Linked DNA regions of Homo sapiens: region 1 is linked to region 2. A link is an interaction called in ENCODE POLR2A ChIA-PET data of the cell type or tissue named here. Cell type or tissue: MCF 10A. All regions are shown on one strand. Links, peaks and the distances in the headings refer to the core of each region. The heading gives the core; the rest is flanking DNA.

What was found. Peaks named below come from ENCODE experiments on the same cell type or tissue, not always from the same donor. Only the 100,000 strongest peaks of a DNase experiment are listed, where the experiment ranks them.
Region 1: POLR2A ChIA-PET joins it to region 2 with 5 read pairs; 20 of 35 experiments call an interaction of 5 or more read pairs at or near these places.

What each region holds. Positions count from the first base shown.
Region 1 is chr14:73,599,115-73,603,506 of GRCh38, reverse strand. It overlaps a transcript of HEATR4 not described here. Among named protein-coding and RNA genes, the nearest start is that of ACOT4, 9.4 kb to the right of the region's middle. In MCF 10A, for the core only: no CTCF peak of the experiment used is centred there; no DNase peak of the experiment used is centred there.
Region 2 is chr14:73,498,671-73,503,062 of GRCh38, reverse strand. It overlaps HEATR4 (HEAT repeat containing 4), which reads left to right. Exons shown (of 18, transcript NM_001220484.1): 11 at 50-168; 12 at 2,333-2,513; 13 at 3,923-3,992. It also overlaps a transcript of ACOT1 not described here. Among named protein-coding and RNA genes, the nearest start is that of RIOX1, 9.9 kb to the right of the region's middle. In MCF 10A, for the core only: no CTCF peak of the experiment used is centred there; DNase peaks (open chromatin) are centred at 662 and 2,522.

The DNA.
Region 1 (4,392 bases), core at 274-4,273, 100 kb before region 2:
AGCATGCGCCTGTGGTCCCAGCTACTCGGGAGGCTGAGGCTGGAGAATCACTTGAACCCAGAAGGCAGAGGTTACAGTGAGCCGAGAATGTGCCACTGCATTCCAGCCTGGCGACAGAGCAAGACTCCATCTCAAAAAAAACAAAAACAAAAAACAAAAAAAACAGATTATTGGTAAAATGCAAATGTCTTCAAAATGTAAACGTGTTCTAAATTACGTTCAAATATTAGGTTTGCCAAATTATTTAAGGTCATAAACTGCTTCTTTGGCTTTTGAAAATAGTTCAACTTGCCTGCTTTACAGCTTGGTAAGGCCTGGGGACATATGGAATTAACCACGCCCCCAGCTGTGCTGGAAAGAGTCAGACCATATTTGTACCTAGTACATAATTAAAATAAGTTACCAGGTTTTACATTAAAATTAAAAATTGCTAAGAGTCATCATTGTAACATACAATTAAGACTACTAAAAATAGTTTTACATGCAAGGTGTGTGAGGAGAGTAAAATGTGTTTTTGGTAAAAGATTGTAAGAAGGCATGGGAATGTACATTTTTGTAAACCTTTAACATATTTAACAGGCTTCCCAAAATCAAATTTCAGCCTCAGAATTGTCTTTTCTCATCTCTAAATTTGAGATGCTACAGAGGGCCCCTGAAGCATTTAAAAGAGAGGTAAACAGGATTATTTGACGTGGTTAGTTACATGGGAAGCATTGTCAAAATAAAAAAAAGATTTACTCTTCTTCAAGTTATATTTTAGTGAATGATATTAATATATGTTCCAAAATTGTATGGAATTTCTACGTTCTAATACATCTGAGTATATGGTATCAATCATAATTGTAGCCTGCCAGGATCCCTGGGGGACTGAACAAAGCGGGGAGAACGCGGGAATAAAGAGACAAAAGAATATGTTTGGAAGAAGGAGTCAGGAGGCAACTTGCCTCTAGTGGACAAGGGCCCTGAGCTTTACACAGCCCTCTGTATTTATTAGGCAAAAAAGATAGTGAGAAGCGGGGTGGAAGAAGGGACCAGCTGCTTGGTCTACAGTAGTCTTGTAAGACTGCATTCTCTAGATGTCCCAGTAAATAACCTCAAGGAGCTCGGCACCAGGAAGCGATTGCCCTCAGCAAATCTTCTGGGGCAGGCACAGAAGCGAGTTTGCCCACATCCTGCATTCATGATAAATCATATAGCCTCCAGTGGAATGCTAGGTTGGTCATGATCCCTTTGACCTTTTTGGCTCCCAACACATAATTATGTTGTTAGGCCAGGTGCAGTGGCTCATGCCTGTAATCCCAGCACTTTGGGAGGCCGAGGCGGGCGGATCACAAGGTCAGGAGTTCAAGACCAACCTGGCCAACATAGTGAAACCTCGTCTCTACTGAAAATACGAAAATTAGCCAGGCACGGTGGCCCGTGCCTGTAGTCCCAGCTACTTAGGAGGCTGAGGCAGGAGAATCGCTTGAACTCAGGAGGTGGAGGTTGTGGTGAGCCGAGATTACACCACTGCACTCCAGCCTGGGCAACAGATTTAGACTCCGTCTCAAAAAAATGAAATAAGATTAAAAAAAAAAAAGCATAATTATGTTGTTATTGTAGACCACAGAAATAACCAGCTCTCCTTGTCAGAAGTGTTTTAACTATTACTATTTAAAATCATTTGAATTCCATGGTCTAAGATAAATTATCTGTAAAAACCCATTGGTTATCAGTGCTATGCACCTAAATTAGAGAAATAACTGGTATTCAAGAGGACATAAGTCCAATGTTAAGCATGGACTCATGGAGAACCAGGATGGCTGCCTTGTCTTTCCTGAGTCCCTAAAGGTTTTGTTATTAAAGGTTATGGTTTCTATGACTCATCATGGAAAAGACAAAATGATCCAATTTAAATACATATTGGTTTGCTGACTTATAAATTGCTAAAGTAGTTCTTTTTTGAGACAGAGTCTCACTCTGTTGCCCAGGCTGGAATGCAGTGGCGCGATCTCAGCTCACTGCAATCTCCGCCTCCCAGGTTCCAGCAATTCTCCTGTTTTAGCCTCCCAAGTTGTGGGGATTACAGGCGTGCGCCACCATGCCCAGCTAATTTTTGTATTTTTAGTAGAGATAGGGTTTCACCACGTTGGCCAAGCTGGTCTCGAACTCCTGACCTCAAGTGATCTGTCCGCCTCAGCCTCCCAAAGTGCTGGGATTACAGGCATGAGCCACCACACTGACCTGCTAAAGTAGTTTATAACCAATGTTTGGTTTGTCAAATCCATATTTTTGGGAAGACAGTCAAAGCTTCAGGTACATTTACCTGATGGGTCATTTAAACACTTACAAAAATATTTCATTTAATTGTCATTTTCTTTTTTTTGGAGACAGAGTCTCACTCTGTCATCCAGGCTGGAGTGCAGTGGTACAATCTCGGCTTACTGCAATTTCCATCTCCTGGGTTCAAGCAATTCTCCTGCCTCAGCCTCCTGAGTAGCTGGGATTACAGGCACGCACCACCACACCTGGCTAATTTTTGTATTTTTAGTAGAGATGGGGTTTCGCCATGTTGGCCGGGCTGGTCTCGAACTCCTGACCTCTCAGGTGATCCGCCCGCCTTGGCCTCTCAAAGTGCTGGGACTACAGGCGTGAGCCAGCACGCCTGGCCGAGAAGTTCTTAAACAGATATCTAGAGGTGTATTTTGTCTAGTGGAGTGAAACCCACTGAGATTTTTAGAAAACCCCACAAAGTTTTTAAGAAAATTGTTCTGGCTGGCTGGGCGTGGTGGCTCATGCCTGTAATCCCAGCATTTTAGGAGGCCTAGGCAGGTGGATCACCTGAGGTCAGGAGTTTGAGACCAGATTGGCCGACATGGTGAAACCCTGTCTCTACTAAACATAACAAATTAGCCGGGTGTGGTGGTGGGTGCCTGTAATCCCAGCTACTTGGGAGGCTGAGGCAGGAGAATTGCTTGAACCCAAGAGGCAGAAGTTGTAGTGAGCTGAGATCACGCCATTGCACTCCAGCCTGGGAAACAAGAGCAAAACTCCGTCTTGGAAAAAAAAAGAAAATTGTTCTGGCTGAAGAATAATTCCAGTTCCACTATGAGCTGGAACTTAAAAGGCAGAGAATACAAAATTAAAAGAGAACTTTGAACTCCCCTTTTCCATCTAGGAGGCAGGTTAAATTTAATTGCTAACTCATTTTCTTATGGAAAATAAAGGTTTCAACTCAGGAGGTAGAACCAAAAGCTACAGAGAACAACTCACAGAGAGTAAATTGAACACTAATGAAGGAATTGGCAGCGTGTTCTCCGGTGTGTTTCAGAGTTGCTACAGGCTAGTGACAGCTGTGTGCCACATTTTCCCCATTTTTGAACAGGACTGTCTATAGGAGTTATCTTATACTTCTCCCACCATTGTATTATGGACATGCATCTGTGAGGATAGCTAACTTGTTTGTTTCAAAGCCGTTCAGATTGAGAAGAAGGATATTCAAGGAGCTATACCCAAGGGACTGTTCTGAGCCTCATCTATACCTGGATCTGATATAGATGATGAAATATTGGACCTTCAGCCTGAGTGCGATGCTATAATGAAATGAGATTTTTGGGGGAGAGGGTATAGAAGAGGAATGGGTGTTATTTTACATGTGGAGGAATGTATGGCCAGAAGGCAGACTGTATTTGCCAAAGATGGTTACAATTATTTCCCATTCCACATGCTCTTCTCCAGAACCTTGCCACTCTCCTTTCAAGAGGCAGACTATGCTCTCCTTGAACTTTGGTTAGCCTTTGACTGCCTTGTTCAATAGAGCATGGGAGAGTGATAGTATGTATAATAGCTTCCAAGACAAAGCTGAACAAAGGTCATGCAGAATTGCTTGCTAGGCTTGCTAGGCTCTCTTGGAGACTCTACTTTTATGGCAGGGAGGTTGGTGCTGGCTGTCAATTGGGAACTCAGGAAGGGATATGATTTAGGGGGTTCTCAATTTCTCTCCATCTGGGCCTTCTTGCTAATTACTTGGGCTGAGTTTCAACCCCTCAGTCAAATTACCGCAGCCCGTGTCACTTCGAACAGTGGTGATCCATTCCTACCCAGTCCTGTCCCATTTGCAGACTCTTGAGAAAAATACATGGTTAGTGTTTTAAGCTGCTGTTTTAGGGTGGTTTGCTACACAACAATAGATAACTGAAACACACCTGAAAACATAGTCACATAAAACAAAAACAATCTATTTTGCTCACAAATCTGCAGTTTGGACAGGGCTTGAGAGGGACATCACTGCTCAGTGGAGGTTATGTGAAGTCTCCACCGAGATTTAAATGGCTGGGGGCTAGGATGATCTGGAGGTGTTTTTCACTCACATGTCTGGCACTTGGGCTGAGATAACTGAGACGCTGACCACAG
Region 2 (4,392 bases), core at 254-4,253:
AATTAACATTCATTAAGTGATGATACCTAATGATCATACCTATTTATAGGATATGAAACATAAGTTGATCCAGCTGATGTGGAATGACTGGAATAAGGAAGTGAGGAGAGCAGCTGCACAGGCGCTTGGGCAAATGAGCCTCGGGAAAGAGGTGCACGACATAATCAGGTAAGACCCAGTCAACATGAGGAGACACTCTTCTAAATTCTTAGAAGTGTTTAGGAGGCAGGCTGGGCAAGGTGGCTCCCAACACTTTGGGAAGACGGGGTGGGCGGATCACGAGGTCAGGAGATCGAGACCATCCTGGCTAACACAGTAAAACCCTGTCTTTACTAAAAATACAAAAAATTAGCCAGGCGTGGTGGCACATGCCTGTCATCCCAGCTACTCGGGAGGCTGAGACAGGAGAATCGCTTGAACCTGGGAGGCGGAGGTTGCAGTGAGCAGAGATCGCGCCACTGCACTCCAGCCTGGCAACAGAGCAAGACTCCGTCTCAAAAAAAAAAAGTGCTTAGGAGGCCTGGGATCCAGCCACCCAGCATTTGTTGAGCTCCTCTGTACGGACCCTGGACCAGGTCCCACTGTAAAAAATTAACAGTCCCTACAAACTAACAATGTGGCTAGGGAAAGAAGCATTGAGTGCCCAGTAGGTGTGAGGCAATGGTTTCGGTGCTGGAGGGTGTTCAAAAGTATGACGCAATTCTGATGACCACATGCAAAATATACAAACACCTAATTAAAAATACCAAATCATTAAAAACTAGAACAAATGGCATATACCATAACTGCTGGAGCAGAAAAATGGAATACTCAGCGTGGCTAGAGGAGTAAGGCCAAGTTTCACAGAGGGTGGATAAGACTGCACAGGAGGCCCAGCCCAGTGGCACACGCCTGTAATCCCAATACTTTGAGACTCTGAAGCAGGAGGATCAATTGAGCCCAGGAGTTCGAGACCAGCCTGGGCAACATAGCAAGACCTTGCCTCTACTAAAAATTAAAAAAAAAAAAAAAAAAAATTGGCCGGGCGCAGTGGCTCACTCCTGTAATCCCAGCACTTTGGGAGGCCGAGGCGGGTGGATCACAAGGTCAGGAGATCGAGACCATCCTGACTAACATGGTGAAACCCTGTCTCTACTAAAAATACAAAAGGGCGTGGTGGCGGGCGCCTGTAGTCCCAGCTATTCGGGAGGCTGAGGCAGGAGAATGGCGTGAACCTGGGAGTTGGAGCTTGCAGTGAGCGGAGATCACGCCACTGTACTCCAGCCTGGGCGACAGAGTGAGACTCCGTCTCAAAAATAATAATAATAAAATAAAATAAAAAGTTAGCCAGTGTGGTGGTGTATGCCTGTAGTCCCAGCTACTTGGGAGGCTGAGGCAAGAGGACTGCCTGGGTCCAGGAAGTCCAAAGCTGTCATGAGCCATCATCATGCCACTGCATTCCAGCCTGGGCAACAGAGAAAGACCCTATCTCAAAAAAAAAAAAAAAAAAAAAAGAGAGAGAGACTGCATAGGAGCCGCAGAGTGGGTAAGTGCCTATAATCCCAGCTACTCAGGCTGAGGCAGGAGAATCACTTGAGGTCAGGAGTTCAAGACCAGCCTGGGCAACATAGCAAGACCCCATCTCTAAAAATAATTTAAGGCCGGGCGCGGTGGCTCATGCCTGTAATCCCAGCACTTTGGGAGGCCGAGGCGGGCAGATCACGAGGTCAGGAGATCAAGACCATCCTGGCTAACATAGTGAAACCCCATCTCTACTAAAAATACAAGAAAAACAAAATTAGCCAGGCGTGGTGGTGGGCGCCTATAGTCCCAACTACTCAGGAGGCTGAGGCAGGAGAATGGCGTGAACCCAGGAGGCGGCGCTTGCAGTAAGCCAAGATCCAGCCACTGCACTCCAGCCTGGGCAACAGAGCGAGACTCCATCTCAAAAAAATAATAAAATAAATAAAAATAATTTAAACAAACAAACAAAAAGACTGCATAGGCATTCCAGGCTGGAAGCCAAATGCAGACATAATCATGGCACACGTGAGGGCAATGGAGAAGAGAACTTGACTGTGAAAAGAGGTGCAAGTTGACATTTTCCTTTATTCAGTCATTCAGTGTAACTGAAAGCCCTGCATTACCTAATTACTGAACAGCTATGTATTAGGGATTCAAGTAAAGAAGACAATCGAGCTCTGTACCCAGTAAAACTTATCTCATGAGCATAAGGCTGAATGGGATTGACAGCCTACAGAACCCGGATTTTATCATGAGGGCATTAGTGGGGGTTGGGGGTTAGGTACTGAAAGTTTAAGGAGGTGAAAGGAAAGCAACTTGTGCCTTACAGGGTCAAGCTAGGTCAAGGAAATTCCCAGGAGCGTGTGGAAGCTCTCTACCTGATAGGTGAGCTCAAGCTTATGACCGCCAAGCTTCTCCCAAGCTTCCTGCACTGCTTCTCTGATGACTTCACAGCAGTTCGGCGGGCAGCCTGTTTGGCAGCTGGTGCCCTGCAGATCCGCGACAAGATGGTGAGTCAGGGAAACATATTCTCATCTTACCTGATTGACCTGAAGAGGGCATTACCTTCCCTGGTTGTGCACAGTATGCTCAACATTCTGTGGGGACACAGAATGAGAGATTGGAACTGGGAAGGGGGTGTATAAGCCACTTCAAACAGGACTGTTTCAGGGGCATCCAATCTTTTGGCTTCCCTGGGCCACAATGGAAGAATTGTCTTGGGCCACATATAAAGTACACTAACACTAACGATAGTTGATGAGCTAAAAAAAAAAAAAAAAGGTCCGTGCATAATTCTCATGGTTTTTTTGTTTGTTTGTTTGTTTGTTTTGAGACGGAGTCTCGCTCTGTGACCCAAGCTGGAGTGCAGTGGCGCCATCTCGGCTCACTGCAAGCTCCGCCTCCCAGGTTCACGCCATTCTCCTGCCTCAGCCTCCTGTGTAGCTGGGACTACAGGCACCTGCCACCACACCTGGCTAATTTTTTTGTGTTTTTAGTAAAGATGGGGTTTCACCGTGTTAGCCAGGATGGTCTCGATGTCCTGACTTCGTGATCCGCCCGCCTCGGCCTCCCAAAGTGCTGGGATTACAGGCGTGAGCCACCGCGCCTGGCATAAATCTCATGTTTTAAGAAAGTTTACAAATTTGTGTTGGGCCGCATTCCAAGTTGTCCTAGGCCACATGTTGGACAAGCTTGGTTTAGCTCCCAGCCAGCCCAGACTTCGATTCTAGAGCACACCCCTGAATCCTGTTCTCACCTCAGTTAACTAGCTTCTCATTACCTGGGTGCTGATGGGCTTTAGGATCAACTCCCATAAATGGAGTTATAATTCCATTATTAGGGAAAAATCTGTTTGAAGTGTTCAAGAGAAGCCATATGGCCCCAGATCTGTAGACTGAGAAAATCAATAGCAGATAATTCAGCTAATGTACTCACTATGCATATAGGTTGGTACTTTAGGCTCCAGCTCATTTGTCACCAGAATTGATAGGTCATTTTTCAATTATAGCTCCTTTTAGAGATAAGTGGTTTCCCTGTTTCTGATTCATTCTTTTGCTTTGTTTTGTTTTTTTGCTTTTTTGAGATGGAGACTCGCTCTGTCACCCAGGCTGGAGTACAGTGGCACGATCTCAGCTCACTACAACCTCCGCCTCCCAGGTCCAAGCAATTCTCCTACCTCAGCCTCCGAGTAGCTGGGATTACAGGCGTGTGACACCATGCCCGGCTAATTTTTGTATTTTTAGTAGAGACAGGGTTTCACCATGTTGGCCAGGCTGGTCTCAAACTCCTGATGTCAAGTGATCCGCCCACCTTGGCATCCCAAAATGCTGGGATTACAGGGGTGCACCACCGCACCCAGCTGTTTCTGGTTCATTCTTGCTCTGGTCCTCCCCACTCAACACTGCCTTTTCCATCCCAGGTGCTTGAATGCCTCCTGAACCTGATGCAGAGAGATCCTTACTGGAAAATCAAGGCCTTTGCCATTCGAGGTATTATAGAAGTAGTGCCCCAAACTCTTCAACCTTAAATACCTTTGCCTATGCAAGTAGAAATGATCCCCTGAAACTCTCTAATGGGGTGAAGTGCAGGAGAGGTAATGATCTTAGCTTTTCAGAAGTTCCTTGTCTGAAAAGAGAAAGATAATTTTCTTCAATTTTTAGTGAAAGATCCTGAGTCTAGGTATATGTCAAACTTAAGTTAAAGAAAGGGCTGACAAGACAGTCCCTGCCAACAGAATTAAGGATAAGTTCCAAGTAGGTATCCAGTGCTGGATGCATCTTGCTTTCCTTGGAGATCTCAACTATTACGCTCTGCAAAAGTCAGATCAGTTTCAAGACTGCTACAGACCTAAAACCCTGCCCCTTAATCTGCCTAGTTTCTTTTTAGAAT